Regions from separate parts of the Homo sapiens genome. Here regions 2 and 3 are each linked to region 1. Evidence: chromatin loops called from intact Hi-C (ENCODE). Cell type or tissue: mammary epithelial cell. All regions are shown on one strand.

The links. A loop is a pair of places that touch in the nucleus more often than their neighbours do. Peaks named below come from ENCODE experiments on the same cell type or tissue, not always from the same donor. Only the 100,000 strongest peaks of a DNase experiment are listed, where the experiment ranks them.
Region 2: a loop joins it to region 1, with 7 times the contacts of the local background. A loop is called at or near these places in 4 of 110 quality-filtered maps.
Region 3: a loop joins it to region 1, with 9 times the contacts of the local background. A loop is called at or near these places in 2 of 110 quality-filtered maps.

The regions. Positions count from the first base shown.
Region 1 is chr11:122,198,862-122,206,861 of GRCh38, reverse strand. The region is part of intron 2 of MIR100HG (mir-100-let-7a-2-mir-125b-1 cluster host gene); the gene reads left to right. Among named protein-coding and RNA genes, the nearest start is that of MIR100, 51 kb to the right of the region's middle. RefSeq lists an enhancer at 3,473-3,682. In mammary epithelial cell, a CTCF peak has its summit at 3,753 (motif pointing right); DNase peaks (open chromatin) are centred at 3,511 and 4,381; H3K4me3 peaks cover 1,151 bases; H3K27ac peaks cover 1,936 bases.
Region 2 is chr11:121,826,130-121,834,129 of GRCh38, reverse strand. No RefSeq gene overlaps it. Among named protein-coding and RNA genes, the nearest start is that of MIR125B1, 270 kb to the left of the region's middle. In mammary epithelial cell, no CTCF peak of the experiment used is centred here; a DNase peak (open chromatin) is centred at 4,709; H3K27ac peaks cover 983 bases.
Region 3 is chr11:121,867,487-121,875,486 of GRCh38, reverse strand. LOC107984402 (a long non-coding RNA gene) reads right to left here and starts at 6,165. Exons shown (of 3, transcript XR_007062925.1): 1 at 6,020-6,165. In mammary epithelial cell, a CTCF peak has its summit at 4,682 (motif pointing left); no DNase peak of the experiment used is centred here; H3K27me3 peaks cover 227 bases.

The sequences.
Region 1 (8,000 bases):
AAGTGACCTAGTCGGGAAATGGAGACACCAAGTCTTATGATGGGTCTAGCTTTCTTCCTGTTTCTTTCTACTCAGAAGATCTTTCAGTGCCCGGCCTCCTTCTTCCTCCTCAGCATTTACCCTTTTTCCTGCCTCTCATCGCCCCTTGAGACCCCGTGATGGTCTTGGAAATGTCCCAGATATCTTAGACCTCCTATGCAGTTTCTCCCTTCACATCTTCCTACCTCTAAATGTTTCTCCCTTTTCCTTCATCCCTAAACTCTTTTTGTCTCCTTTGTCTGAGCTCAGTGTTCCCTCTGCTCAATCAGAAGTCAATTCTCGAATGCTCCATTTCTCTTATCTGACACCCTCATCGGCTTTGCACCCTTTTTTGCAACTCTGTCCAGGATAATATCATGAAAGCAACTCCAAACGCATACCACATACCAGCCCCGCCCAAAGCCCCGTAGTTCCTTCCTTTTTAGCAACCTGCACCCTTTCAACCGCCCCTACCCCTATTCTTATGCCTTCCCAGCCTGCCATGTAAGGCTCACACATAGACGCAAAAGATTGCAGAAAAGGCAACAACGTCACCTACAATTTTTACTGGTACTGTGTGTCCCAAGTATGTCTCCTCAAACTGTAGGTAGGGCTTTTAAAATTTACTGTAATTCTGACTTCAAGAAATTCTAATTAGCTTTAGGTTCTGCCTTGTATTCTGGTACTATACCAAAGGTGCCTTTTCCCTTGCATCCATGTCTTGCTGATTGCATTTTCTATGTGTGTGTTTTGCTTATTCTTGAGCCCAATCAGAATGGCCTCCAATCAAATTGACTTCAGAGGCTGAGTTCAAACAGAGATCAGACAACCACTCGATCAGGGAAGATATGGGTGGAATTCAGACATTGGGGGAGATATTTGATAAGATGGCTTCTAAACATCATCTCTTTTAAAACCTGCGATTCTCCTTAAACTGATCATTCAGTGTAAGAGTTTTGCCTTTTCTTGTGTGTTTTCCACTATACTAAAGGCCATTTGCCCCACCTGGGAGATACCTAACTCTTGGACTTACCTGTGATAGTTAAAGAAATAGTGCTGTTCAAGGGAAAGAGAGGAAAAGGTTGCAAGCACACTTTGGATTTATCTGATCATCTAATGTGTTAGACCAGGAGATCCCTCAGCAGGAGTTAAAATGCTCTGTGTGAGGATGTCACATGCTTCTTTTGTCTAGTTTCTCCTTTTGGATCCCAGATCGTTCATAGACTCAAATAGTCCAAGAGCTAGAAGGATCCCCAAAGGTTGTCTCAGTGCAGGCAGCCTCCATGGCTGGCCCTGCATTTGGCCAAAGAATGTCCAATGACAGAGCCCTCACAGCCTTCTCCAGACACAAAGTGACCTTTCCAAATCTGGACTAAACTACCAGAATATTTTTCTTATAGTGGATCGGAAATATTTCTCTTTGACGTGTCTCTCCATTAGTTTCATTCTATTTCCTGAAGCTGGGTGGAGCAAATCCCACCCTTTTCTAATTAAGAGTCCTTTAAATATTCAAAGACAGCAATTACAGAGTTGCATCTTTATCTGCCTAAATATTTCCAGTTCTTCAAGTTCCTCATGACACGGTTGCTTCATCTTTGTTGTCCTATTGTCTGGGTCCTGCATTTTTCCTGGTGTCGGGTGCAGAGCAGAATGGAATGCTCTGCCAATCCAAAGGGGAACAAGACTCTCCTTCCCTCACCACTCATTTTCCTGTTTCTCCACTCATGACCCCGTGTCCCTGATGGGGACACGTATGCTCCAGACCCTCTGATACTTACTCCTGTAGAAGTAATTCTGGATTTTGATCCCATCTTTCACAGCGGGCTTGTCACTAAAGGTTCTCAGTTTTAGATCTGTTTGCGTGAAAGGGAATGTTTTTGCTGCTTTTCTTGATTTCTCTAAATCCTTATGGCTGTTTTTTTGTTTTGTTTTGTTTTTTGTTTTTGTTTGTTTTTTTTTAACTTGAGTTTGTAACAGGGCTTAATTATCTTCAGGGCAGTTTAACCCTTTCATATTCAGCCCTAGGCCCAACATAGGTCTGAGAAATATTTAGTGAGTTTATGGTTCATAGCAATATCATCATTGACATACTTTCTTCTGCTTTGTCATCCTCCTCCTCATCATCATCGTCATCATTTAAGTGGCACACAACTTCTTTTGCTTAAAGTTATTGCTGTCTTTTGTCTTTATTCCTGTAATACCAATGTTAGTTATGGAGAAAGAGCTCATAAAGTAGCTGCAGCAGAATCAGAGACTCGTGCAACTTCAAGTATCATTTCCAATGCACTAGTAAGTGGAGCTAAGATCAGAACCCAGGGTTCCTGACCTCCTCCTGCACCGTATGTCTAGACTATGTCCTGTCTCTGGAGAAAAGTGGGAGTGACACTCACTGATCATCCTCAGTACAGGGCATTGAGCCACACCATTAAGGAGTATTGATTGGCTCCCCCTCTGTGAGAACAGTATGCTGGGTGTGACACAGACAGAGAGACCCAGACCGAGTCTGCAGGAGAAAACTGGTCATGATGTCAAACGTGGAGGAAACAACCAATAGGCCTAGTGGGATGCTCTCTATTTATCAGCACAGTTACTGGAATCCAAACAAAGAAACTTTCCAGAATGACAACCGTGCTCTGCCACTGAACTGTAGGTGAGCATGTGGTTTGTGACGTATTATTTCATTCTGCCATCATACCAGTTGTGAGATCTTGCTTGTGAAACTAAGTTAACTCCATTTTATGGACAAAGAAACTGAGGTGAGAGTAGTTAATTGAGCATAAAATAAGTAGCAGAGATAGGTATCGAGTCTAGATCTGTTGAAGCCTAGAGCTTGTTTTGCCACGTCATATTGTCTCATTGACTCTTCCAGCAGTCCTGGCAAGGGAGTCCTTAATTTCAGCAAAACAAATCTCAGACCAATTTCCACTGGACTCTATTAAACTCCACTACCTTTCTGATGTTGGTGGCAGCTCTATACTGAACCATACGTGAAGATTGAACTTGGAATAAAATAATAAAGCTCCATTTGTTAAAAACCACAGCTACTTCATGAGCTGTTTCTCCATAAGCAACATAGACACTACAGTAATAAAGATTAAAAAACAAAACAATAATAACCGTAAGCAAAAGAAGCTGTATGACACTCAAATGAGGAGGAGGAGGAGGAGGATGACAGTGATATCTGCCAGGGTGGGTTAGTATAAATGAGACCGTGTTCCTCTGGAGAAAGATACTATTTGGACATACAGTCTGTTTTCACTAAGGTGGGGAGCAGTATGTGTCCAGAGCTCTAGAGGGACCGAAAGGCCAAGTGTCCACGGTGGCAAGAGAATCCAGGAGACTGGACCATCAAGTCTTTTACTCAGAGACTGGAGACCACGCCTTACCTCTCGGAACAGCCCTGTGTGAACCTCCGACTTTATGATACGTTGTGATTGTGATACAGGACTTCCCATGCAGCGCGTAAGCCATGCAGGCTTATTACTCACACCACACTCACCTGGACCCAGAGACCTCCAGGCACTGAGGACTGCGTCTCCCGGAAGTATTTCCCTGAGAAATTGCAGAGGACCTCAGTCCTGCAACTCACACAGAGGCTGTTCTTCGTGGCCGGAACCGGACCCCACGCCCTCTGGGGCACATCCCTGAGTGCGAGCACTCTTCTCTCGCCCTCCTCCCACCCAGGCACCGTCCCAACTGGGCACTGCCTTGCTATGCCCCACATCTCCCACAAGGGGGAGCCGCCGGAGGGCAGCTGGGGCTGCGGAATTTTGGAAGCGCAGAAGTTTTCTCCTCCTGTCCTGTAACTGGTTTTCACTCACTCAACTGAGAGATTTCTTTGTTGCAATGATGGGGTCTAAGATAACACTTCTGGAGGCTGCAGGCGAGAAACACAGCTGATATCATCTTTTATTGTGTGTTGTTATTTGCCTAGCATTATAAATTAAGGAGGAATAGTAACAAAGAGCTTGAAGACATGCACAGCTCACAGGCCCCGGGTGGAGGCTGGCGACATCAGACAGACAGAACCAAGACATCTGAGGGGCAACCAGGAGGTGCGTGTGGCTGCAGAGCACACAGGTAGGTACCCGCAAGAGGACAGTCGTGACGGGGGGAGGAGCGGATGGAGCATTCACAAAAGGTGGTCAGCAGAGATTAAAGGGGAAAGGCAGTGCAGAGGAGTTGGGAGATGGAGGGAGAGAAGAGGGAGGAGTCCCAAAGGAGCGCAAAAGAAAAAAATGTTTGCAGGGTGTGATACAAAAGGCTGACCACGGAGTGGGAGAGGGAGGGTTTGGAAAGTGAATCAGAGACATAAGAGGGTTTGAAGTTGGTTCCAACTCGGCCACCCCAGAAACTTCACAAGGCAGGAGAGGATGGGAGATTGACACAAAAGGCTCAGTTGCACAAGAAAATTCAAAGTGAGTAGGTGTGCCAGAAAGTCAATCTAATCATTCTGGTTGTGTGTCGTATAGCCACACCCACTCCGGACTTTAACCCAAACTAGAAGGAATTCTGGTCTGAGTGTGTTTTCAGGTCCTCTCTGCTCGGAACTCATGTTTCACACTTTCCCTTTCTTCCTTCGGCTCTTCCACAGTCGCTCTAGGTAATGGAATAGGAGTCAGAAATTCCGTGTTCTAGTCCAGGCTTTGCCACTTGCTGGTGAGATTAGCTTAAGAAAGGAAATATCTGAGTTTCCTTTTCCTTTGTCTATAAAAGGAAGATAATAATATATTACTTATGAGCCCTACAGGGTTTTTCTGAGGGTTGAATAAGTCAGATAGTGTGAATGAATGCTCTTAATAGATTACAATTGCTAGTTAAATAAAAGATGGCATTAATAATAATTAATCAGTTAATATATTCTTCCTATCCTCAACAGCGGGTTTGCCTACTGAGCTGTGGAGATATATATATATATATATATATATATATATATATATATATATATGAAGAATCAGATAATATATAACATATACGTTATATAGATATATTAGCCTTAACCTCCTATCTGTGAGAAAATTTAGAATTTATGACTCTATTTCCACAGCACATGTTAGAGTAACCTCTTTGGGAGATAAATAGGAATCTTTGTATACTTACCTTTTAGCCACCATCAAATGTTCTTTTCCCCGACCTCAGCTACAGTTTTGTATTTCTCAAACATGCAGATAATGATTGATGGTGTCTGCCTGGCTACCTGACTGATGAGTGATTTGTCTGTGTCCTGGACACTGCTGCCAGAGCAAATGTCACACCATGTCTCAGGCACATGATCAGACTAAATATGCTTGGAAGAAGCAAATAAGAGACTCTGTTAATCAGTTAATCATCCCATCACTATATTCACTGCCTGAAATGTGTTTGCTTTTTTTTTTGTTTGTTTGTTTGTTTTTGGTCTGGGTCATTTGTTACTTAGTTCCTTGAAATGTCTTGGATGAAAATTGGGTTCTGCACACTGGATCTGGCTGGTTGATTCTGCCTGCGAAGACTGAAGTTGGCTTTGATGCCTATAGATGCACTCACCCTTCGCTCGGGTTCCAGAGGCCATGTGGTGTATGGGGAAGGCAATGTAGATGGTGGGAAAATCACTTGACTTCTCTTGCTCATCTGTCAAATGAAACTGTTACCATCCTTCCTTCGTGCATCCAAATATAGATGTAAGGAGCACATGTGATTATACTGCACACACCAACAGTTCCTGACTATCCAAGTGCTGTATAATTATAAGGTTTTATAGTCATTATTCTGCTGCATGTTTCTTACTAGTGATTTACCCGTATTGCACAATTAAAATTATTTGAAAAGCTGTCTTTCCCCAGCTGTTAATATAGTCCCTTACTTTTTTTCATTTCCACCAATCAACTGATAAATCAAATATTTATAAAGATGCTAAATTTGTCATATACCTACTCACCATCAAAAAGTTAGTATCCTATGTAAGTCACATGAATGGATGCGCAATGTGTACATAGACTATTTGTATTTTTCTAAAAATACTAAATACATATATACATCCTTTTTTCGCCCATGTGCCTATTCCCCTTTTAATAAAAATATATGTAAATATGTATTTGAGCAAGAAACATAATACCTACATCCACACACACAGCATCTTCGCTTAGATAGCAGATTTAATGGGGGAGAGGAACAAACGCATCACTCTATCAGCATTGCAGCTATTTCAGAGTCCAGAAGTGACCACAATGCACAATTCATGTGGTTAAAAAAATGATGGATCAATTTCTGCCCTGTTCCTAGTAATGAATATCAATATCTTGCCTCTTCTAGACAGACTGTCAACAGCTTCAGATGTTTTTAAATGAGTTTTTAAAAATAAATTTGCGAAGTCAATTATTTTGAATCTCATCTGAAGCAATTAAAAAACATCCTGACATTTAAGGTGATATTTTTTCCCAAGTAAAATAATTATAAATAATACTAATTATGAGCAAATCATTCAGTTACTCTCAGTCTGGTTCAACCTTTAGGTTAATAAACCAATCCATTAAAATTCATCTTGCTCAAAGGACCAATTTGTTAAAAAATGTAGCGACCTTTCACCACAAGTATGATTGATATTTTCTTTAACAATAATCAGAGCTGTCTTTCCCAGAACAGAGTATGGTCAAGTGATAGGTATAGAAAACTAGGGTTCTTTTATACCTCTCTTGGTAATACTTCTCAGATAGGTACAGAATGATATTGATGATGATGAAGATGGTGGTGATAATGTACAAAATTAAAACTCTAATGTTAAAGAGAGTACCTTAAAAAGATATTTGAAAGCCTCAAGGCAACTGTTCACAAAACCCAACTATATTACTCTTCATGCCACAAACAGAGTTTAGATATTCCCCTCTGCCTCTAGTGTTTCGTTCTCACCAAAGGAGTAGGGCAGAGATTTGCAAATGTGTCCCATGGGCCAAATCTGGTCCACTACCTGTTATAAATAAAGTTTTGTTGGAACAAAGCCCATCCATTCATTTAGATATTGTCTTTGGCTGCTTTCCTAATACAGAGGCAGAATGGAGTTGTTACAACAGACACCACATGGTCCACGAATCTTAAAATGTTATTATCATTCTCTTACAAAAAGCGTCTGCCAACCCCTGTGTTAGGTAATGAAAAAAAAAAAACAATTCATCTTTGAATTTATAACAGTAGCTAATCTTTGAACAGCACTTTAGAGTTTACAAAGTCTGACCATGTTATGTTGTAATAGGTATTATTATCTTCACTTAACTGATGAAGAAATTGCCGACTTTTCTTCTTCTTTTAAATTATACTTTAAGTTCTAGGGTACAAGTGCACAACGTGCAGGTTTGTTACATATGTATACATGTGTCATGTTGGTGTGCTGCACCCATTAACTCGTCATTCACATTAGGTATTCCTCCTAATGCTATCTGTCCCCACTGCCCCCACCCCATGACAGGCCCCGGTGTGTGATGTTCCCCACCCTGTGTCCAAGTGTTCTCATTGTTCAATTCCCACCTATGAGTGAGAACATGCGGTGTTTGGTTTTCTATCCTTGTGATAGTTTGCTCAGAATGATGGTTTCCAGCTTCAACCATGTCACTACAAAGGACATGAACTCATCCTTTTTTGTGGCTGCATAGTAGTCCATGTTGTATATGTGCCACATTTTCTTAATCCAGTCTATCATTGTTGGACATTGGGTTGGTTCCAAGTCTTTGCTATTGTGAATAGTGCCACAATAAACATACGTGTGCATGTGTCTTTATAGTAGCATGATTTATAATCCTTTGGGTATATACCCAGTAATGGGATCACTGGGTCAAATGGTATTTCTAGTTCTAGATCCTTGAGGAATCGCCACATGGTCTTCCACAATGGTTGAACTAGTTTACAGTCCCACCAACAGTGTAAAAGCGTTCTTATTTCTCCACATCCTCTCCAGCACCTGTTGTTTCCTGACTTTTTAATGATCGCCATTCTAACTGGTGTGAGATGGTATCTCA
Region 2 (8,000 bases), 370 kb after region 1:
AGTTTTACTGTGGACAATATCCTTGGCTGGCAGTTCTTTTCTTTCAGCACTTTGAATATATCATCTCATTTTCTCCTGGCCTGTAAGGTTTCTGCTGAGAAGTCCACCAATTGTCTGATGGGGATTCCCTTATACATGACTTGTTGCTTTTCTCCTCCTGTTTTTATCATTCTCCCTTTGTCTTTCAGTTACAACAGTTTGACAATAATGTGCCTCACAGAGTACCTTTTAAGGTTGAATCTATTTGGGAATCTTTCAGCTTCCTCTATGTAGATGTGTATATCTCTTCCAAGATTTGAGAAGCTTTCGATTATTATTTTATTAAATAGGTTTTCTATGCCTTTTTCCGTATCTTCTCCTTCTGAAATTCCAAACATTTGAAAGTTTGTTTGCTTGATAGAGTTCCATATTTCACATAGGTTTTCTTCATTCTTTTTTCTTTTTCTTTTTTTTCTGATTAACTATCTTCAAGTACAAAAATTATTTATTCTGTTTGATCTAGTCTAATTTTGAAGTTCTTGATTGAATTTTTTATTTGATTCATTGAATTTTTCAGTTCCAGGATTTCTGATTGGCTCTTTTCCATACATATCTTCTTATTGAATTTCTAATTCAGATCATGAATTGTTTTCCTGATTTCTTTGTATTGTTTATCTGTGTTCTCTTATATCTCACTGAGCTTTCTTAAGATCATTATTTGAATTTATTTTCAGACATTTCATAAATGTTATTTTCTCTGGGGGTTTGTTAATGGAGAATTATTGTGTTCCTTTGGAAGTGTTCATGTTTCCTTGCTTTTTCATGTTTTTTGTGTCGTTATATTAATATCTGTGAATCTGGTGCAGTTTTTTTCTTCTTCCAAGTTTATAGAGTGGCTTCATAAAGAGAGATGTTTTCCTATAGATGTATTTATAATGTCAGTTGGGTAGGGTGCTTTGGCTTTGGTTCTGGGTGGGCATTGTAGTGTAGTCACCAAATGATCATTTCTGCTGTAATCAGCATCAGCAGTGTCCTTGAGTTCCTGAGTGGCTTAGGCTGTGGTTGTTTGTGGAGCTTATAATGTGGCTTTTCTGGGGAGGGGTGCACCAGCTGGGCTAGTCGTCAGGCCCTTAGGTGACATGTCGGGGCACCAGAAGTGGTGATGGCTTTCCCCTAGTGGACCAGTCTTTGAACCCCAGGTGGGATATGTGGTGCCAGTAATGGCAACAGCAAGTCAGGTAGGCCAGTCTTCAGGCCCCTAGGTAGGGAATATGGGCGCCAGTGGTGTCTGCAGCTAGTCAGGTATATTTTTGTTATGTTTTGTTTTGTTTAACTCAATGATAGGCTATAAGCCAAAGTTCTGGCTATTTTTTCACAGGTAAAAGGAAGTGTAGCATTTATGGCATTAGATGAGAGATCACCTTAAATTTGCCTTAGTGCAAATCTCATCTGTCTGAATTTATCACGAACAGGCATATTTGGGCAAATAAGCATATATATGATCCAGAAAGGATGATTCAAGGTTTGTTCTTTGTGTGGAAAGTGGTTCAGAGCATAGAATTTGAAGTCAAATAGAGCTAGCTTCAAATCATGGTGTTCTTGTGTCCAAAGGCAAATTGCCTTTGGACACAATTTCTCTGAACCTTAGTGTGCATATCTTTAAAATGTGATGAAAATAGCACAACTTTACAGGGTTACTGTGAGCATTAACTGAGATCACACCCATAGGCCATATAGTACAATGCCTGGTACAAGGGATGTGCTCAGTAAATATTATCTGTGACATAAATAAGATCAAAATAAATTGAGGGAGGAGACCTAAGATATTCAGATGGGTTCTTTTTGTTGTTATTGTTTGTCTCTTGTTTTACCTTGAAGTAATATACAGAAGATGTTTCGAGGACTATTGAGCTACATAACCTCCAAGGATCACTTCAATTCTAAGGTACCAAGTCTTTATTTTATAATTAAATATCTTAAGCCATCACTCACCTTTTCTATTGGTTGTCCAATCATCACTAATTTGTTAAGAAAGGACACCCAACAAGTGCTGAAGCCAGTGTGGAGCAATTACAGGCCAGAAAATTAAAAGGAGAAAAGACTGTTCTGCACGCAGTTCAACAATTGCATAGAGCAACCAAGGTGTCCTAAGTCATCATATTGTGCATGCACGCAAAATAATGGCCAGCATGTTGAATGAGATGATACATGCCAGGCTCTGTGCTTGGCATTTTCCATGCATTGTCTCACTTAAATCTCATAACCCTGAGATAGATACACTCATTATCACCATTTCACAGAAAAGAAAAAAAAGCTTAAAGAGATTTTAGAACTTACCTGAGGTTATATAGCTAGGAAGTAGCATGAACCCAGCCTATCAAAGCTCAAGTTTAACCACTCTACTACCTATCTATTATACGTCTTCCAGCCTTTTGAAAGGATAATTAACACACTGCTTTTCAATATTTTTGTTTTAATCTATAAAGTGTTCCACACTGTCTTTGTGAAGTAGAAAATCAGCAGGTACTGTGAATTAAGTAATAGACTGGAAAACTAGGTTCTGATCATAATTTGGGCACTAAATAGTGGGCAAGCCATTCAAAATCTCTGTCCTGCGAATCCTCTGCTTTAAAATAAAGTTATTGTGTTTTACATCTAAAACCCATTTCATGGGTTTAGATGTAAACCCATGAAATTGACTATTTGACTAAGAGTTGGTTTCATGGATGAAAAGTTGCAATTTCTTTTTTCTTTTCTTTTTTTTTTTTTTTTTTTGGCTTAGACGGAGTCTCGTTTTATTGCCCAGGCTGACTGCAGTGGCGAGATCTCAGCTCACTGCAAGCTCCGCCTCCTGGGTTCACACCATTCTTCTGCCTCAGCTTCCGGAGTAGCTGGGACTACAGATGCTCTGCTGATTTTTTTTTTTTTTTTTTTTAAGACGAAGTCTTGCTCTGTTGCCCAGGCTGGAGTGCAGTGGCGCGATCTCGGCTCACTGCAAGCTCCGTCTCCCGGGTTTACGCCATTCTCCTGCCTCAGCCTCCCGAGTAGCTGGGACTACAGGCACCCGCCACCATGCCCCTATTTTTTTTTTTGTATTTTTAGTAGAGACGGGGTTTCACCGTGGTCTCGATCTCCTGACCTCGTGATCCACCCGCCTTGGCCTCCCAAAGTGCTGTGATTACAGGCGTGAGCCACCATGCCCCGCCTAATTTTTTCTATTTTTAGTGGAGACGGGGTTTCACTGTGTTAGCCAGGATGGTCTGATCTCCTGACCTCATGATCCGCCCGCCTCGGCCTCCCAAAGGCATTTTCTTAACCATCACAAAATGTGTAGAGGACAGTTCCTTGGTATTTACCTGACTTAGTAACATGGAGCATTTTCTCATTGAAAGCTCCAAGGCCTGGCACTTTCTCTTCTTCTTGGCACCTTTGCTTCTGGGATTTCACTTTCTACTGCAATATCTTCTCTCCTAGATCTTTATTATCTCTACCCAAATTCACTTTGTAACCAACATACAATTAAAGGTGAAAATGTCATAATAAAATCCATCTGCTTTATCTATCCAAGGCTGGAGACTTTCTTCAAAACCAAGGACGTTGTTAAATTGCTGACTACCCTAACTAAGGGTACTAGTCCTTGGTATGCCTGAGAAACAATAGCATAGTACTATTACTGGTGACCAAATCATTTGAGATTAAGAAGAAAATAAACTCATTTCCAGAGTTGGTCATGGGAGGAGAGGGGAGAGAGGAGAGAGGAGACCCTTTTAATAATCAATTATTAACTCGTTCTGCCCATGAAAATATTTTTCAGACTTGCTTCCAACCCTTAAGAATGGAGGAAAAGAATACAAAATGACATCAGCCCAGTCATTATTTTCATTCTCTCCAATACCAGTAGGTAGATTTTTGGCTGATAAATCATAGTTTTCAAATTCCTCCGATGGAAAATTCTTTGACTATAATGATTGAATACCCATTAATGTTGACAAAGTTGGACTGCCTGGCCTTGTTCTTAGGTTAAAACTGATGAGCAGACCCACTCCTTACCTTGATGATGTAAAAAAGACTAACACAATCCTAGTACAAAACAATTTTATGACTCTGGCCAGTGACTACTTGGAAAGAAAAAGACATCAAACTTTCCCCCCAAATTTTGATAATACCAAATGTCCTCCCCAAAAGGTGTTGAATAGGAGAAAGAGAAAATAGAGATGCCAGTGATACTGTACAAAATCAAATCTGAATTTCGACTATTGCAACCTAATAGGGGTTTAGTCACTTAAGAAAAAAAAAAACCTATTATTGGACACTTACATGTGCCAGGTGATATGAAGATAAAGAATACCATTCTTCCCTGAAGGAGTTGACAGTGTACTTACTGAAGGAGATGGTGAAGTAATCAGAGAATTCTAAGTTAGATTTGAGTGCTTTCCCCACCACGACCCATCACACCCACAGCAGAGTTGGTCTAATTCTAGCTTTAGGAATCAGTTCACACCAGCTCCTTGAACAGTTGGATCCATAACCAAAAACCACAAGATGAGGGGTGAAATGTTCAGCCATCTCTGTAACAATGACTCAAGCAGTCAGAAGCCCACAGAAGGCTGGAGCTGTATTGGAGATGCTGCTGCCAAAGCTTCATGCTGACTCCATCTGTGTCATCAGCATTAACATCACACCTCCTCAACATCTTGGGGCAGAGCTCACTTCTGACATTTTCACACTAGCAGCCAGTCAGATTCTGAAACTGATGTTTATGCTGCTGACATGTCATCTTCTTTTAGCCCTCTTGCATCAGTCTGTCTGCTGTGCCTTTTCCACAGCGCAGCTCAGCTCAGTGTGGATCACAGGCAGTCAAAAAAAAAACAAGACAGGAAGTAACCCTAACGTCATGGAGTCCCTCCACAGGAGATGAGTAATTTGTGGGGAAATATTAATGTTCTGAGTGTCCTCATCCCATCCTCTCCTGTTTTCATATTTCTGGTCCCACTGGCCCAAGCATCTTATTCCTCCACGTTCTTTGCCCTGATGCAGAGAAGCTGGCTTTGTTGTTCTTCTTAAGGACACTTCAGCCTTTTGCTTTCAATCAGCCAGCTCTTCATTCAAGAGATCACCCTTTTGCTTCCTTGTGTCCATCACAATTTTCTTCTCAAGATAATCACCTCAGGTCCATAAGAGGCTGCTCCAGACACTTTGCAATGAATATGCTAATGTTGTCCTGTTTTTTAATTCTGTGATTTTTGAAAAATCTCCAGAAGTTAGTATTATTCCAATTTAAGTTACATTTACCACATATTTACTACTTTCCTGATGTTTTTCCTTTTTTTTTTTTTTTGAGACGAAGTCTCGCTGTGTTGCCAGGCTAGAGTGCAGTGGTGTGATGGCTTACTGCAACCTCCGCCTCCCAGGTTCAAGCCATTCTCCTGCCTCAGCCTCCTGAGTAGCTGGGACTACAGGTGCGTGCCACCACACCCAGCTAATTTTTGTATTTTTGGTAGAGATGGGGTTTCACCATGTTGGTCAGGATGGTCTCAATCTCTTGACCTTGTGATCCGCCTGCCTCGACCTCTCCAGTGCTGTGATTATAGGCATGAGCCACCGCGCCTGGCCCCTGAATTTTTTCTTGTACCTTAGAACATCTATCTGCAATTTTCCTTCTGCATGAAGAACACGTGTTAGAATTTCCTTTGAAGAAAATGTGCTGATGACAAACTCAGCTTTTGTTTATTTAAAAATAACTTTATTTACTTTTATCTTGAATTATTTACTTTTATCTTGAAATATGCTTTCCCTGAGTGTGGAATTCTTGGTTGGCAGTTACTACATCAAACTGAGAATAATCCACTATCTTCTGGCTTCTGTTGTTGCTACTGAGAAGTCAACTTCAGACTAACTTTTATTCTTTTAAAGATAATATATCTTTTTGCTGTGGCTGCTTTTAAGATTTTTCTCTTTGTCTCTGGTGTTGTACAGTTTTCCTATGATGCGTCTAGGTATAGATATCTTTTTATTTATCTGGTTGGGGACAAATTCTAAAAGAGCTATAACACTAGTTATGGCATTTTTATTTCCAGGGGTTCTCTATTTGGCTCTTTCATCAAATTTGTGATATCATTTTTATAGTATCCTATTACTTGAAGTCATTTTCAAACTTGTCTTCTATTTCTCTGAGCATATTTAACATGTCTATTTTATAGGCTTTCTCTGATATTCCAATATCTGAAATAACTGCAAGACTTTTTCTTTTTGTTTTTTGTTTGCTTTTATTGGTTCTTATGCATGTCAATTTGTTTTCTTATAGGCTTGGTTATCTTTGGCAGTGTGATGACTTTTTTTTTTTTTTTTTGAGATGGAGTTTCACTCTTCTTGCCCAGGCTGGAGTACAATGGCATGATCTCGACTCACTGCAACCTCCACCTCCCAGATTCAAACGATTCTCCTGCCTCAGCCTCCCGAGTAGCTAGGATTATAAGCATGCACCACTATGCTTGGCTAAATTTTTTCTTATTATTATTATCTAGTAGAGACGGGGTTTCACCATGTTAGTTAGGCTGATTTTGAACTCCTGACCTCAGGTGATCCACCCGCCTCAGTCTCCCAAAGTGCTGGGATTACAGGCGTGCACCACCACGCCCAGCCTGTGATGACCTTTCTACTCCGGGAAAAAAAAAAAAAGTCATTGGAATGATCTCAGGCTTTCTTCATAGAGTACTTGGATTTTCTTCTGTCGGGTGCCCAAGAAAACCACCAATTGAGAACCATCTTGTTTTGTCTTTTATTAGATTTCTCACCTTGTTTGAACCCTGGATTTTTATCTCTGTAATCCTCATCTTACATCAAAACAATAGTTTAAAAGTGCAAGAGTACCCTCGGAAGAAAATAAGCTTCCATGGTCAGCTTTCCTTTCAAGATTTCTGGTTTCTCTTCAGCTTCTCTTGTCAGTTCTTTGATGTTTTAAGATTTTTTTTCAGAAGGAATGGTACCAGTTCCTCCTTGTACCTCTGGTAGAATTCGGCTGTGAATCCATCTGGTCCTGGACTCTTTTTGGTTGGTAAACTATTGATTATTGCCACAATTTCAGAGCCTGTTATTGGTCTATTCAGAGATTCAACTTCTTCCTGGTTTAGTCTTGGGAGAGTGTATGTGTCGAGGAATGTATCCATTTCTTCTAGATTTTCTAGTTTATTTGCGTAGAGGTGTTTGTAGTATTCTCTGATGGTAGTTTGTATTTCTGTGGGATCGGTGGTGATATCCCCTTTATCATTTTTTATTGTGTCTATTTGATTCTTCTCTCTTTTTTTCTTTATTAGTCTTGCTAGCGGTCTATCAATTTTGTTGATCCTTTCAAAAAACCAGCTCCTGGATTCATTGATTCTTTGAAGGGTTTTTTGTGTCTCTATTTCCTTCAGTTCTGCTCTGATTTTAGTTATTTCTTGCCTTCTGCTAGCTTTTGAATGTGTTTGCTCTTGCTTTTCTAGTTCTTTTAATTGTGATGTTAGGGTGTCAATTTTGGATCTTTCCTGCTTTCTCTTGTAGGCATTTAGTGCTATAAATTTCCCTCTACACACTGCTTTGAATGTGTCCCAGAGATTCTGGTATGTGGTGTCTTTGTTCTCGTTGGTTTCAAAGAACATCTTTATTTCTGCCTTCATTTCGTTATGTACCCAGTAGTCATTCAGGAGCAGGTTGTTCAGTTTCCATGTAGTTGAGCGGCTTTGAGTGAGATTCTTAATCCTGAGTTCTAGTTTGATTGCACTGTGGTCTGAGAGATAGTTTGTTATAATTTCTGTTCTTTTACATTTGCTGAGGAGAGCTTTACTTCCAAGTATGTGGTCAATTTTGGAATAGGTGTGGTGTGGTGCTGAAAAAAAAGTATATTCTGTTGATTTGGGGTGGAGAGTTCTGTAGATGTCTATTAGGTCTGCTTGGTGCAGAGCTGAGTTCAATTCCTGGGTATCCTTGTTGACTTTCTGTCTCGTTGATCTGTCTAATGTTGACAGTGGGGTGTTAAAGTCTCC
Region 3 (8,000 bases), 330 kb after region 1:
GGGAAAGACTATTTCAGCATACGGACTGTTGTCAAGGGAAGACAGATGAGAACAAGGTGCTAGAGTGGGCGGCCCTGGGCAGTTCTTTCTTCGAGGCAGTGGGGCTTCTGCAAATGAGAAGGATGGAGGCTGCAGGTTCAAGACAACCCTTCTCTTGTAATGCACTCTGACCATGGCAACATGGTACCAGGGGAATGATCACTACCATAACCAGAAGGGCTGTGTCAGAATATCTATTCAGCAGTCTATCTCAACAGACCCTGAGCCATGATGTCTGCAGTCTCTTAAAATGTTTAAGAAAAATACAGCCAGCAGAATTCCTGGGGATGGTGAGGTCAGGGCTTGAAGGGGTTCAGGACTCAGAGTATGGTGCTTGGAGAATATTTGAATGGTTTTCTTTCCACCACTGCTTTTCCAAGCACATCTAAACACCACCCACATGCCACTCCCATAAGATGATTCTGGTTTGGTAGTCCAGAGACCTGAGTTCAAGACCTTTCTAAGGGCCGGGTGCAACGGCTAATGCCTATAATCACAGCACATTGGGAGGCCAAGGTGGGAGTATTTCTTGGACCCAGGAGTTCAAGACCATCCTGGGCAACATCACAAGACCTCGTCTCTACAAATAAAAATAAAAATTAACCAGGCAGGGTGGCACGCACCTGTCGTCCCAGCTACTCAGGAGGCTGAAGTGGGAGGATCGCTTGAGCCTGGGTGGTCTAGGTTGCAGTGAGCTATGATCACACCACTGCCCTCCAACCTGGACAACACAGTGAGACTCAACAAAAAAAAAAAGAAAAAAAAAAAGAAATATATCTGTGAAACTCTTCTAAATTCATTGCTTTTAAAATACAACACTACAAGTTATCAATCTTGCAAGTCCAGGTTTCCTCCTTTTTAAAAGTGTGGTAATTTTAGGTGGTGAAGTATACAGAGAACCCTAGGCCACAGCATGAATCTGTACTCTAATCTCTGCACCCCCTGCTCGCTCTGTGGCATTTGGCATACATGCCTCTTTCCTGTCTAGGTCTCAATTTCCTTGTCTATAAAGAATGGGGATAAATTTTATCATTTATAAAGTCCCTGCCAATTCCAGAGCTCTGGTGTGCTATTAAAAAAAAATCCTTGAGGGCAAAGAACAGAGCGTGTGTTTGCGTGTGTGTGTGCACGCGTGCACGCACTGCATCCTCTTAGCTCTGCAAGAGGTAGAATGGACAAAGCAATTTGTTCACTAAAATGGCACAATCATTCTTGCTTTGATTTGTCTGACTATAGGAAGCACTCATCGCCACAGCACTTCTACCCACACATTAAATATTACCAATCAGCAAAATGTGAAAATATACATGTGGAGTGCAGAAAAACCCACTCAGGGAGGATACTTAGAGAAGGTAGGTCCTAAATTGCAAATGCCAGGAAAAAAAAAAGAAATCCACCCCAGCTGCCCCTCTGGCTGCAGTGAAATGCCAGGGCACTGCACAGGCATCTTGAGAACTTGGAGCCACACAACAGGGTGCATTCAGTGCTCCAGAGCCATCCGCTGCCCCACATGCTCTGGCACCAAGATACAACGTACATGCCAGTCCCTGAATTACAGTCAACCTGAAGCAGCGTCCGCCAAAGATTAAATCAAAATTTACCAGGTAAAACCCAAATGTGGTAAAGGTTCCAACAGGACAATTGGGAAAAGTGTATTAAAATGAAAAAAGAAGAGAAAAGTTTAGGGGAAAAAAAGATGCAGCCAAAACAAGGCAGCCATTGGAATTTGCCAAGTGGCTCCTTTAATTAAGGATGGTCTCCTTAAATTACATTCATTTCTCTTACCCTTTTCAGGGCAGTCCAGGGTGAATAATATGTTTGTTTCTGGCTGAAGAGGTGCCAAGTTGAAGGCAGTTTTTGGTTAATAAAACTAGTTCATGCTATCAGCCAGAAGTCCTGTCTACTTTTAGAAATCAAGAGAAACTAGTTTGATCTTAATCTTCAAGAATGACAGAACCTATTAATCCATAGCATTTTTATTTTAAAGCATATTCAGGACAAGTGAGAAGAGTAAATAATATTTCACCCTACTTTTCTGTTCCTGGAGACTCCTTCTACCTGGCTTAACACATACTAATACTTATGTTTAGCACAGCCTGCACACAGATGCCAGGCAAATCATTCCAGAAACTCTTTTAATTACTTTTTTCCCAACTCAAAAACTAGCAATCATTTTCCATTATCTATAAGACAAAAAAAATCCCCATTATTTATTTTTTAAAGATGGAATCTTACTGTATTTGCTCAAGCTGATCTCAAACCCCTAGATTCAAGCGATCCTCCCATCTCAGCCTCCCAAAGTGCTGGGATTACAGGTATGACCCACTGTATCAGGCCGGAAATTCCCATTCTTGATTCTGACAGTTAGAAATCTGAGCAGTCAATTGCTTTATCTCCTCTACCCTCATCACCCACCTCTAAAGCTTAGCCCTATTTATTCTCAACACAGCCCTTGGCGCCAACCAGACTGTCTTCTTCAATATCACCCACAATCACAGACTTACCCATCACTGTGCCCTTGTGGATACTGGTTTCTATTTTATTTGTCCAATTCACTGCTTTACCCTCAACTCCTAGCAGAGGACCAGGCATGTAGGAGGTACATAACAAGTATATGCTGAAAAAAAGAAAGAATGCAAAAGGGATAGACAATGGACTTAAAACCATTCCATTGCTTCCACCAGGCTGTATCTTAATTATCCCTATAAGGGCCACTTCAAGTGCAGCCTGCTCCATGAATCCTTCGGCTGTCTATCACACACTAACCTCTTGTGTCCTTTGAAGTTATGTAGACCTTACTAACCTGTTGAGGATGAATTTGACTGCTTCTTGTTTTTCTCACAGTGCCTAGCCTACAGCGAGTCTCTCAGTGGGTTCCTCTAATTTTCCATTTGAAGAAAGAAAAGGAAGTCAGTATTTAAAAGACTTGGATGCTGTATTTCCCTTTCAGTGCTGTCCAAGATGTTTTACTTAAATGATTTTCCTCTTCTTTTTCTTTTTTTTTTTTTTTTTTTGAGATGATAGAGTCTCGCTCTTTCCCCCAGGCCGGACTGCAGTGGTGCTATCTCAGCTCACTGCAAGCTCCGCCTCCCAGGTTCATGCCATTCTCCTGCCTCAGCCTCCCGAGTAGCTGGGACTACAGGCGCCCACCACCAAGCCCAGCTAATTTTTTGTATTTTTAGTAGAGACAGGGTTTCACCGTGTTAGCCAGGATGGTCTCGATCTCCTGACCTCGTGATCCGCCTGCCTCGGCCTCCCAAAGTGCTGGGATTACAGGCGTGAGCCACTGCGCCCGGCCTCCTCTTCTTTTTCTGATTTGTGTGATGTGGTCCTCATCTGCTGTCCTTTTGCTCTCTCTGCAGTTCAGTGCTGCATTCAGAGGACAGGGTTGGAACTAGATTGTCTTGGCTCACAGCCCAGATGTGGAATTTCCTAGCTCTGTGACCTTGGGCAAGTTACTTAACTTCTCTGAGTTCTCAGTTTTCTCATCATAGACTTGTTATGAAGGTTAACTAAATTAAACTGCTTTGAACATTGCCAGGTACATAAAATGCCAAATTCATATGACCTTTGATTATGCTCTAGCCACACTGGTCTTCTATTTCTTGAAACACGCCATACACCTTTCTACTCCAGAACTTTCACATATGTTATTCCTCAGTACCTGAAATCATTTCCTTGCTCATTCTTTCCCTTCAGGTCTCATGTTAAATGGCACTTTGTTAGGGATGCCTTTCTTGATTCATATGCAGTCTAGGTTAGGTCTCTTCTAATTTGTTCCTAAAGCTCCCTAAATATCAGCATGACACTAGTCACATTCACAATTTTTTGTTCAAAGATCATTTCCCAGGTTAGACAAGACACTCCAAAGGCAAGAAGGGGATGTATCTGTCTTATTCATTCTTTTTTTTTTTTTTTTTTTTTTTTTTTTGAGAAAAAGTCTCACTCTTGTCCCCCAGGCTGGAGTGTGATGGTGCGAACTCAGCTGACGGCAACCTCCACCTCCCAGGTTCAAGTGATTCTCCTGCCTCAGCCTCCTGAGTAGCTGGGATTACAGGCATGCGTGACCACACCCAGCTAATTTTTGTATTTTTAGTAGAGACGGGGTTTCACCATGTTGGCCAGGCTAGTCTCGAACTCCTGACCTCAGGAGATCCACCCACCTCGGCCTCCCAAAGTGCTGGGATTACAGATGTGAGCCACCACACCCAGCCTGTCTTATTCATTCTCGAACACAGAACACCTCACATGGAAATTACAAATACATATTTATTGGGTAAATGAATCAATGAACTATCGTGGGGAAACTGGAAAAGATTCATAGGACAGTCCCAGACTTCAGAACAAGGTTGCATCTGACAATAAAATTATGAGATGCAAAATAAAGTAGATTAGATTGGCCACCTAGAGAGTAAACAGAACATGGGTAGCTGAGGAGATGAAGAAACACCCAAGCCCAGGCTAGGTTGATTGGAATGTGCTGGCCTTTAGCATTACTGCAAAACAGGGATGCAGAAATGTCAGCGGTGTGTTATATAACAAGTATTTTTGCCACCTGTAATAAATCATCATGGCACATATCCCAAAAGCTTTCCTCTCCAAAGGGAGCCTGGGATCCAAGTTGCCTAGATAATTTTAGCGGTGCCCCCTTTTGGTACATGTCTGAAGAACAATGGTTCTCCCATGTTGTTGCTTTATTCACTTCTTATTTGGCTGAAGGGGAGGGAAACAGGGTAGGGAGTTGAGGCAAGTAGGTCAGCAACACATGCCAAAAAGGACTAGAGATTAAAACACATGTTTATGGCTGGCAAAGGGCCCCTTCCCACAATCTATCTGGAGAGTAGAAAATAGCTCACCATGAAATATTAAATAAGTGAACTTGCTACAAGCACCCACAGTACAGTTTCTAAAATATACTCACACATTTCTGAGCCTCCTAATTAATCAGAGGAAGTTGGAACCTCACGGCATTGTAGACAGCTCTAACAAGCTGGTTTTAAAGGAGTTAAAGAAATGTGTTGATTGGAGCAAGTCAGCATTCACAATAAGGACAGAATGTTCTCAAACGCATCGAGGCAGTTCTGTAGTGGAGAAGGAAGTGAACTTGGGCCTACCGGGAGATGAATGCCTTTCTCCAGAATCCCAGCCTCAAAACTTCCCTTTTTGAACTGTCTTCACAGCCTCTTATTGGGATACCAATACCTGCATTTTAGTTTGTGTTCCTCAGACTGCCAGGTGGAACGAGTACAAAGGAGTAGCAAGTGGCAGAGGAAGCCTGCAGGGAGAAAGGAGTGGGGTCCCCTGACGGCCTGCAGAGCCACAAACAGAGGAAAAAAAGTCATCCTTCTCATTTCTGCAGAAAGTGAAAGAGGGGCAAAAGATCCGCAAATTAGTTCATTATGAACGCCTTTGTGAATAACCTCCACGTTTGCTCTCGAGTAGATTTCATAATTCTTTCAATAGCTTTGAGAATAAAATGGGTAAAAAGTTAACTTCCTTTTGGTCCTCTTATCAAGAGTAAATAAAGTTCAACTTTGCATTTTCTCAGTTTAGCCAGCCCCCCTTCCTGGGACCCAGTGATCAAGTATGTGATTGAGAGAATTCAATAAACATGAGGAAATGGGACCTGTTTGGGAACAAAGATCCCAACGGGCTCTTCTCCAAAGAGAACCTGACTCTTCCCTGACACCATTCACAAGCCTCGGCTGGAGAGGCTTTCTTACCTTTGCAGGCAGGTGCTGAGCCACCAGGCGGGCCTGGCCTGACCCTAGAACTGCAGTGTGCTTCCCTTTTAAATAAACTAAGCTGAGCAGGAAGACAAGAAGAAAGATAATGTCCGTGATGAATGGGCAGTCAGGCTAGCTGGCTTTCCAAACTCGGTTCCTCCAGCATCCCTCTAGGTGACCTTGTCTAAATTATCTCCTGTTTCGAGGCCTTGGCTTCGCATTCTGTACAATGCAGATGACAATTTCACCCTTACCTTGTTTGCTGGTTCAGCATCAAACTGCCATCCGACCTCATGGTTGCATGGAGGGCATCTGACCTTCATGTAATATCAGACAGAATAACCAATATTTCCAGTCAATGCTTATGTTAAAAAAGAAATAAGCATTTCATCCAAATAACCTGAAAAAAAAGACAAAATCGGTATTTCCAACAAAAGTATTAAAAAATCTTTTAAATTTTATAAGCTGTGCATCTGTTACCTACCGAAAAATAACTATTTTGAAAATCGAGTCAACAATTTCAGAGCTTTTCCACTAATTCTTAATGTATTATTTTACATCAAGACTTAACACCATGGGTTGATTTTGATTAGATGAATGCTTTGTAATTTATCAGTGTTCTCTACTTTACCATCAATCACCTTCCCTAAAACAGCACAACTCAGGGGCTTCAACTGCCCCAGGTGGTGGGATGCTCCTTCCACTCTCTTTCAGCAGGGGGTCTTTACCGGGAGTGATCTCAGAATATATGAAACACCCTTTAGGGACTTGTTTAAAAACCTTGGCTGGGCGCGCTGGCTCACGCCTGTAATCCCAGCACTTTGGGAGGCCGAGGCGGGCGGATCACGAGGCCAAGAGATCGAGACCATCCTGGCTAACACAGTGAAACCCCGTCTCTACTAAAAATAAAAAATAAAATAAAAAGATAAAAAATTAGCCCGGCATGGTGGTGGGCGCCTGTAGTCCCAGCTACTTGGGAGGCTGAGGCAGGAGAATGGCGTGAATCTAGGAGGCGGAGCTTGCAGTGAGCCAAGATCGCAGCACTGCACTCCAGCCTGAGTGACAGAGCAAGACTCCATCTCAATAATGATAATAATAATAATAAATAAAATAAAAACCTTTTGTATACAAAAATTCAGAGCAAAGAATAGCCTATTCCATAAGGGTCATGAGGCCTCAGAGATTATCACATCCAATTACAGATGAGACAACAAAGGCTCACAGAGGTTACATACATTGCCAAAATGTATACAGCTAATTGATGACAAAACTAAGTCTGGAACTCAAGTTCCTTGAAACCCACTACAGTGCATTTTGCAATATATTTTATTTACAGTCAAATTAGGCTAATAAATATTTACTGAGTGCCTTGAAGGCGAAAAACACCATGCTAGGTGAGGTGAGGGATACAAAAATAAAAAAAAAATCACTTTCAGTCCTCCCAGGGCTTGATACTGGGAGAGGAAAGACATTGCTTTAATTTAAGGCAGCTTTGGAAAAACTACAGTATTCCAGATTAAATAGTAAAAGGTTGGGAAAGATGAAAAAAAGTAATTTTGGTTCTGAAGGAACCAAACCCATTGAAGTTTTCTTTTGAGCTCAGCCTTGAAGGATGCTACATTTGACAGGAAGCCATGCAGATAGAAAGCATTCTAGAAGCTCAGGGCACAGTTGTAAAAGTAGATGTGGTTATGAGCTCTCTGCTGATTTCACTAGTTCATTAGAGAAGGTGGTGTCTGAATCTGTAGCGACTGGATACGTGGCTCAGTACTCTGCTCTGGGTGTGCACGGCTAGCCTCTGATCTGTATTCAGTCATAGCATAGGCCATAGGGTTTACCCATTGATGAAAAGCCTAGAGTGTTTGGGTTCATTCCCATCACTTACCAGCAGTGTGATTTTGTGCAAGTTATTGAACCTCTCTCTGCCTCAGTTTCCTCATTTGTAAAGTGGGGATTATAACAATACGTCTCTCTTAAGATTGTCATAAGGGTTAAATTAGTTCATTTAAATAACCTTACACACATGGCTCACACCTGTAATCCCAGCACTTAGGAAGGCTGCGGTGGGTGGATCACTCGAGGTCAAGAGTTTGACACCAGCCTGACCAACATGGTGAAACCCTATCTCTGAAGCTACATCTCTACTAAAAATACAAAAATTAGCTGGACGTGGAGGCGGGCACCTGTAATTCCAGCTCCTCAGGAGGCTGAGGCACAAGAATCGCGTGAACCCAG